Regions from separate parts of the Homo sapiens genome. Here region 1 is linked to region 2. A link is a loop called in an ENCODE intact Hi-C map of the cell type or tissue named here. Cell type or tissue: dorsolateral prefrontal cortex. All regions are shown on one strand. Region 1 overlaps GRIA3 (glutamate ionotropic receptor AMPA type subunit 3). Region 2 holds the start of GRIA3 (glutamate ionotropic receptor AMPA type subunit 3).

Evidence for each region. Hi-C counts contacts between places; a loop is a spot of excess contacts. Peaks named below come from ENCODE experiments on the same cell type or tissue, not always from the same donor. Only the 100,000 strongest peaks of a DNase experiment are listed, where the experiment ranks them.
Region 1: it touches region 2 in a loop (2.2-fold over the local background); 2 of 110 quality-filtered maps call a loop at or near these places.

What each region holds. Positions count from the first base shown.
Region 1 is chrX:123,262,748-123,266,747 of GRCh38, reverse strand. All of the region lies in intron 3 of GRIA3 (glutamate ionotropic receptor AMPA type subunit 3), which reads right to left. Among named protein-coding and RNA genes, the nearest start is that of GRIA3, 80 kb to the right of the region's middle. In dorsolateral prefrontal cortex, no CTCF peak of the experiment used is centred here; no DNase peak of the experiment used is centred here; H3K27me3 peaks cover 3,145 bases.
Region 2 is chrX:123,181,755-123,185,754 of GRCh38, reverse strand. It overlaps GRIA3 (glutamate ionotropic receptor AMPA type subunit 3), which reads right to left and starts at 1,477. Exons shown (of 16, transcript NM_007325.5): 1 at 1,111-1,477. The coding sequence starts at 1,219. In dorsolateral prefrontal cortex, no CTCF peak of the experiment used is centred here; DNase peaks (open chromatin) are centred at 644, 1,467 and 2,214; H3K4me3 peaks cover 2,573 bases; H3K27ac peaks cover 2,436 bases; H3K27me3 peaks cover 3,297 bases.

The DNA.
Region 1 (4,000 bases), 81 kb before region 2:
TAGTAGTTAAGGGATGGGTGGAGAAGAGAGTAGGAAAGTGGGTTGGAGTTTTGTTGGATCATGAAGGGCCTTGTGTGCCATGCTTAGAATCTAGGGGTAACAGGAATGTTGTTGAAATCTTTTAGGCAGGGGAGTGACATGATGGGAAGATTGCTGTTTATCAGTGGTGGAGGGGGTAACATCAGGGAGATCAGTTAGGAGAATGGTGCAGGAGATGGTGGGAGCTTGAGCTTGAGTCAGTGGCAGTGGAAACGTAGACGAAGGTCTTTGGTGATGAGATGTGCAATATGATGAAGAGGCAAGATTCAAGGATGAGGTTTCTACTTTGGGCAACTGGGCAGTGCCATTCACTGAGTGTGGGAACATAGGTGGAGGCAAAAGTTTTCTGGGAAAAAAGAATAAATTCGGAATTCAGAACATTGAGTTTGAGGTCCAGGTAGGGCATCAAGATAAAGGTTTTAGAGGGAAACCAAACTATGGATCCAGAACTGGAAAGAGAGGTTGGGGCCTCTGGAAAGCCCATGTGAAATTGCAACTGTTTTGCATAGAGAAGGGTTTTGAATCATTACAAAAATATTCAAGAAGCAAAACTGCTTTATCTTTTATCCTAGAAATTCATATCATTTTTGAGAAGAAATACTCCTTTTATTTTAAGGAATCCTGGAAATTGCAAATGGTTATGTAGGTCTGTGTTTTAAGACCTCGAAGAGTGATGGCAGTAAAGGCCTTAAGTGGAGGAGAGGCCACTGTTGAGAATACTGACAAACCTTGTTAGAAGAAAACTTGCTAGAAGTGTGTTGTGTCAGCCCCTGGCTTGGAGATCTACCAGGAAGGGTTTTAAGATCTACTGGGATATCCTAATCTACTATCTAGGCATTGTTTCCTTTTGCCGCCTATCTATCAGGGTCCTGAAAGGGTTCAGGGCTCAGAAATGAACACGAAGGGAAACATGTGAGTGCACTTAAGGCCTCTGGCCAATTTCCAAAGCCAATGTGGCTGGTTATTTGTGTCTCCATAACTCTCCTTAAGAGTTAATTTCAAACTTCATTTGAAAATAAGTTCTAGTTTCATTATACAGGTGACCCTTGAACCATAAAGGTTTGACTGCATGAATCCACTTATACACGGATTTTTCTCTGCCTCTGCCACACCTGAGAAAGCAAGACCAACTTCTCCTCTTCCTCTTCCTCTTCAGCCTACTTAATATGAAAACAATGAGGATGAAGACCTTTATGATGATCAACTTCCACTTAAAGAATAGTAAATATATTTTCTCTTCTTTATGATTTTCTTAATGACATTTTCTTTTCTCTAGCTCACTTTATTGTAAGAATACAGTATATAATAGATATAGCATATAAAATACGTGTTAATGAATCATTTATGTTATCTGGTAAGGCTTCCAGATAATAGTAGGCTATTAGTAGTTAAGTTTTGAGAGAGTCCAAAGTTATATGTGGATTTTCAACTGTACAGGTGGGTAAACCCCCTACTCCCATGTTATTTAAGGGTCAATTGTAAATGGAAGTGTTGTAATAGCCCACAGAATTTTAGAATCAAAAGGAATCACTCTAGATTGTATTTACGTATTTTTTTTTTTATATGTCCATGCTGCCCTTCTAAACTGTGAGCTTATTAAGGGGAGGCACTCTGTTTCATTCACTTCCATAACTCCTGTAACTTCCCTGACACAAAATTCCTGCACTCAGGAATTGTTAGTTGCAGAATGATGGAGTCCACTCTGTCATTTTACAGATGTGGAATCTGAGGACCAGAAAAGCTATTGTGACTTGCCCAGGATTACACAGCTACTTAGTGGCAGAGTTGGGGGCCTGGAACTGAGGTTCTGAGTTGATGATGCTTTTCTTCAACACCCTTAACGGGACTATTCACCTCTCATAACAGAGTGTTCTTGACATGTGGTGACAAAGATTCTTTGACCAAATTCTCACCATGCTCCTCTGAGCCCTCTTCTCCACCCCGTCCCAACCTTGGCCTATAAAGACTAGAACAAAACACTAACATAGTTTCTAATAGCCCAAGACAACATCTCTAGGAAGATTCTAGTCTTCCTTAAAGTGGCTGCCTGAGAAGACTCAAGGCTGCCAAAATAATTTATTGTTTGTTTCACCCAACACCTCAATATAGTTCTCCTGTCTGCCAGTCTCCATGGAAGGGTGGGAGCCTAACTTCAGTAAGTGCCAGTTGACAAACTCAGATGAGTTTCACATAGGCCAAACCTCCCCTTTCCTGCTTTTTGTAACTTTTCACTTTCCTGACTCTATTGGGCCCCCTTTCATCTCCCTCCCCTTTCCCTCATTTTCCCTTCAAAATGCCCAGCCACCTCTGTACAGATTGAAGGTGAGTTCAGTTTATGCTGAACGCTTTTCCCTACTGCAATAGTATATTACTGATTAAAATCAGTCTTTAGCTCTTTAACAAATGTCCAGCTTTGTTTATCTTTGACAGTGGTTAGAGACTCTATATGAAACCAGACAGAATGCTCCTGGAGAAGTTTCCTCTATTTCTGAGCATTCCTCCTGTCTCCTAGATGCTTGGTGGATTCTTAAGATTTTATTTTAAAACACAGAGGATAGAGTGCCAGTACTCTGTGTGGCCATTTGCCTATGAGAAGGTAAATATGGATTCAAAAATCTACTTGGTGATTTGTGCCAACCTCAGTTTCCAAACATCTCTGTTTCCCTTAATAGCTCACTATGGGTCTGTCATCCATGAATTCATCTAAGCCTTTATTTAGGGGGAGGGGAAAGCTATTTATATCTTCAGTCTAATCCACCACTTGGTGTAATGAGTTCCATATGTCTCCTCCATTTTCTACCTGCTGTGAGAAGTAGAGTTTCCTTTATTTGTCCTAAATTCACCTCTGTGGGCTTTATGTTGATAAGATGCAAAAGCATATACACAGTCTCAGACACACATGTGATTTAGGATGGAAAACGACCTCACTATTAATTGTTATCTTTGTTTACAAGCATATTAAAAATTTAAATGAAAGAGAGCCCAAGTAATGCAATTGAAAGCAACACAGTAGCAACTATTTATCCCCAGGAGGAGGATGTAAATCGTTAACAAAACGGAGACCCATTGACACAGGAACCCGTGGAAATAAATGGGAAGCCTGCTATGGAATCAGCGCCTAGCCAAGCACTGCCTGCCTGCAGTGAAGTTGAAGCACCCTCTAAAAGTTCAGTGTAGCCCAGGAACATAACCTGTCAGCCTCCTCGCCTGACATGATCTTAATTAGCCTCTGTTCTACTGCTGAGAAAGCCTGCTGAGGCAGTTAGCACCAGAGAATTAATCAGATCGTTTGTGGAGTCGACAAAGCAGGACAGCAGCCGACACTGGCAACCTATTGATTGGAAAGGATCCAGGAAGACAGGGAGTGAAGTAGTCTCTATGTGTGCCCCCTCTTTCCTCTGAATGGGAATGCTCTACAGAGACTTCAGTTGGAGGTGAAGTGAGCTGTGCTCCACCTTAACCTCTGCTCTCCTCTCCAATTCATATTCTGTCCTCCTTGCTTGCATGCACTTTTTGGCTAAGGCATCATGTGTAGCCATACTGATGCCAGACAGTGTGTTTGACTGCAAGAGAGAGGGAAAGAGCACTGTTGATTTTGTTGCAAATTGCACTTTTGCTACAGGATTAGTTGAGAAAATGGGATTTTGCCAGTATTTCCCTCCCTCCCTTTGTTTACTGCCTATTTTCAACAGCCCTGTAATTGCTTTCCATTTAGTAAAAGGAACATTGTTCCTTTTTTGGTTTTTCTTTTAATTGTATTTCTTGCCTTGAGCTGTGACGTTTGGGAGCATTGATGGGAATGCCATGTTGTTTTGGTTCTAGATACCAACTTGGCCTTAGTAATCAAGGCAAGGTCATTGCTAGGGGAGGCAGTTCTGTGGTGGCCTCAGAAACGTTTATAACTTCTTCCATTAAGCCTTCCCTGGCTAGTCCAGCCTGCCTATCATGAAATTTCTCTTCT
Region 2 (4,000 bases):
TACCGGATACCTCTCAATGATACTGGGGTGTGGGATTGAGGATTGATATTCAACCTGTGTGTCTTTCAAGACTTGTGAACTCAGATTTTGGCCAAGAGAAACCTGGCTTTTCTAGACTGAAAAGAAGAGGCTAGAGAGAAGGGAGAAGAGACGAGGGAGCCGTTTTGGGTTAGGACGATGGAACCAAGAGTGAGACTTGGTTCTTTCTTAGTCGGCAGCCTTCTTTTTTTTTAGTCGCCCCCCCCCTCCGCCCCCCGCCCATCCGCACAGCTGGTCATCTTTTCATTGTGTGAAGGGAAAGGTTGGGAAGAAAAACAATATTGTTCCCCCTGCTACCCCAACCCGTTCCCCATAGCCACCCTCCCCCGTGACAATACAGGGGGTTGGTTCAGTAATGGCAAAAATTCTAACTTCTAGACTTGTAAATACGACAGAAGCCAAGATAACTCCCTCCAGGCGCCCAGGAGCCGGGCTCCAGACAGACACAGCGGCAATTCATGAATTCGTGGTCTGCGTGACTTCGCCGCTTGCCCGCTCAGCTCCTAGTCTCACCCCCGCCTCCTACCCCATCCACCACCAACGCCTGCTGCTGCCCGGGTCTGGGAGATCCAAAGTGGGCTCCACCTCCCCCAGCACCAGCCTGTCTCCCGACAGCCGGAGACCACGGACTGAGCACCCCGGGCCCGGGTTATGCGCCCTGGCGCGGCCAGACAGTCGGCATCACCCTGGGACAACTTCCAGGAGCTGCACGCACGCCATGGCAAAGTCCAGAGCAGCGAGCCGAAAAGCCTCGACTCTTCACCCCCTTGCAGCATCCCAGCCTCCTGCTCGCCTCCGGTGCTCCTCTCGGCTCGGAAAACCTAGCAGTTCACCCCCACTAGCCCCAGGAGACCCCTCTCTTGTCCCAGAGGCTCTTCAGACCAGCCACCTCGTTGAGGCTCAGATTCCCCCCGCCCCGCCCCCCGCCCCGCACCATCTCTGCCCGGTCCCGGCCCCAGTCCCAGTTCCCAGGCCACGCAGGACAGGGACCCACCGCAGGGAAAGCCTTGCCGGGGCAGTGGTCTCGGGTGAGGGAGAGCCTGGACCGACGGCTGGCTCGCTTGCGCTTACCTATGCTGATGGTGTTGGGGAATCCTCCGTGAGAATGACCCAAAAGCCCCAGGACTAAAAAGAAGACCGCCCGGAGCACGCTTTGCCCCATTTTCTTCTGCCTGGCCATGCTACGCCTAAAACGAAGCTGACAAGAGCATGGGCGCAACTCAGGAGTCGTCAAAATAATAATAGAAAAAGAAAAAGAATTCGCTGGCTCTTACACCCCCTCCCCTTAACTTGCTCTCGCTCACTCTTCCTTTCCACCCCACACTAGTCCTCCTCCTCCTCCGCTGCCGCCGCCTCCTCTTCTTCCTCTTCTTCTCTCTCCCTCTTACTCTCTCTCTTATTCGCTCGCTCTCTCTCGCTCGCTCTCTCTTCCTTTCTTGCTCCCTCTCTCTCCCTCTCGCTCCCAGGATCTCTCACACCCCCTCCCTTCCCCCCACCTCACTTCTGTCTTCACACCAATCTGGAAGGCGGGTTCATTGGCTGCAAGCTGGGTTTGCCAAAGCGATTTCTGTCCCTATGATAGAGAGAGAGAGAGAGAGAGAGAGAGAGAGAGAGAGAGAGAATAAAATCCTAAAACAGAACAAAACAAGCAAAACACTGAAAAACAAAAATAGAGAAGCAAAAGAAAGAGAACGAAAGAATAAATTATCAAGACAATCTGAGACTCTCTCCGCGCCCCCCCCCCCCCGCAAAAGATGGTAGGTCTAAAGAGGGGGGGAAAAAAAGGAAAGAGCGAAAAGGCTCAGTGCCGGTGAATTGGGCTCTTCCAATTGGGCCAGTAGGGGGATATTGATCAAAGTTGATCTGACGTGGAATTAAAGCCGCACACCGCTTAGCTCTACTGCAAACTGCAGCCCCGGACTGCAAAGCCTAGGCGCTGGCGTTTGTCAACACCGGAGATGGGATCAATAGAAATACACCACTCCTAACGTGGATCAACCTTTCAAGCTGCAACGTCCTCCCACCCTTTAAAAAAAAATAGCTGCATTGCCTCTGTGTTTGTGTGTCTGTCTTAAAGAAGGGGGGCCTTAGGAGGGCCATTAGTGGTTACTCCGGAGTCTTTGTAGAGACTCAGAGAAGCAGTTCCCATCACAATGCGCCCGAAGATGCTGCGCATGCCCGGTCTCTGCCGCTCCGCTTTTACAGCAGAGATCCGAGGGCGAGTGAGCAACCCCCACCCCCATCCCCGCAGCTTTGGGAGGCGTGTCCCTCCCCTTAAACTAGTGCTGAGGCCGGCTTGCGGGGGCATGGGGTGGGCGGTGCTGAGCAGTGATGGGCAGTATGGGGCTGACTTCTTTGGAGGGCATAGGAAAAAGTATGTGCGTAGAGGTAGTAACTAAAAGGTTAATGAAAAGGACGCTCAGGCTCACTGACCAAGGAGGAGGGAGGTGTGGGAATGAGCTGGTCTGGGGGTGGGGATTGAAAGTTGAGGCTGGAGAAAACTGTACCTAGCTGCATTGATCCCTTGGTGTTGCCTCTGGACTTAGCAGCCTAGGCCCCTGACTGATGACCTCAGAGGTTATCAATTCTTTCTGACTCTTCTTCCCCTCTGCTCTAAGGCGAGCAAAGAACCTATGAAGTCCTACAGTACAGACCGGATTTCAGTGACGGTGGCCTTCTCCATAGCATGCTGCGGATGAACCTCCTGGGCTATAGACTCCTCTCCCTAGCCCCTTTCTCCCGCAATGAGGAAAAAGAATCCTCTTTATCTCTCACGTTTTTCACTTTTACTTTACAGTTACTGTAGAAGGCATGGGTTTTATCCTCCCCACACCTGCTATTTTCCTTTTCATATCCTCTCCTCCTGGTCTAAGTGGAACATGAACTCTCCTGCCAGTGTAAAGCGAACTGATATACATCGGGGATAAAATTGGGAATATACAGGGGATAGAAGGACCCTGGAGCCCAGCTAGTATATCAGTTGCTACAGAACTTTGGATTTGGCGAGACGTAGTCTGGAGCCTGGAACAATGGAACAAAATGGCTTCAAACCAGAAAAATTGTCCTAGGCTCTTCCCAAATTTCTATTCATTCTGATAATGCATAATTTCCTCCCACCCACCACTCATAGAAATCTTTTGTCTCCATTTTGATATTTCATGGACAGGAGTGAAGGAGAAACATGAGAGTCTGAGGAGACTCATCTTTTCAGTGGAAGAAGCATTAGGGCAAAGCGGGTAGCAGAGGTAAGGTTGGTCATCCCCTGCCAAATGTAGACAGGGACATAGCATTATTCGGGAACATGGGCTTAGGAGGCATACACGTCCAGGTTCGAGTCTAAGTCCCATCACATACAGGCAGTGTGTGACCTTGAACAACTTTGTTAATCTGAACCCCAGTTCTCTCATCTTCAAAATGGGAATATTAATATCTTTCTTTATAAGGCAGTTGTGAAAATTAAGTAAGATAATTGATATGAAAGCATCTAATTCAGTGCCTGCCTCAGAGAAAAATCAATAAATGTTAATTTCCAAACTCCCTTCCCTCTTTCTCACCTAGTAAAAGTGCCCTCTTGTCCCCCAAGTTTCCTCATGCTGTCATCCTCCTCTCTCCTCATATTCCACATAACTTCAGACTCTGCTATCAAGTCTATGCCAATGTTCCACATTAAAATCTTTCCATTGTGGCTCCTCAAAAGGCCCGGGAGACAATCTTTACTAAGATTCTAATGGCAGGCAATGACAATTTAATATTAAAATGTCACATTTAAAGAACCTTTACTCTGTGCCAGGCACTAGGTGTTTCTCCTTTTTAGATAACACAGTTGCATTTTAATAGGAGCCTTCAATGCCTTGTCCCAAAGGAACAACTTTAATGAGGAGGTTTTAGTTTTGATTTCATGTGAGTGAACAATATATTTTGTACGAGGAGAAAGTGACTTTCAGCATGTCTCACTTCACTC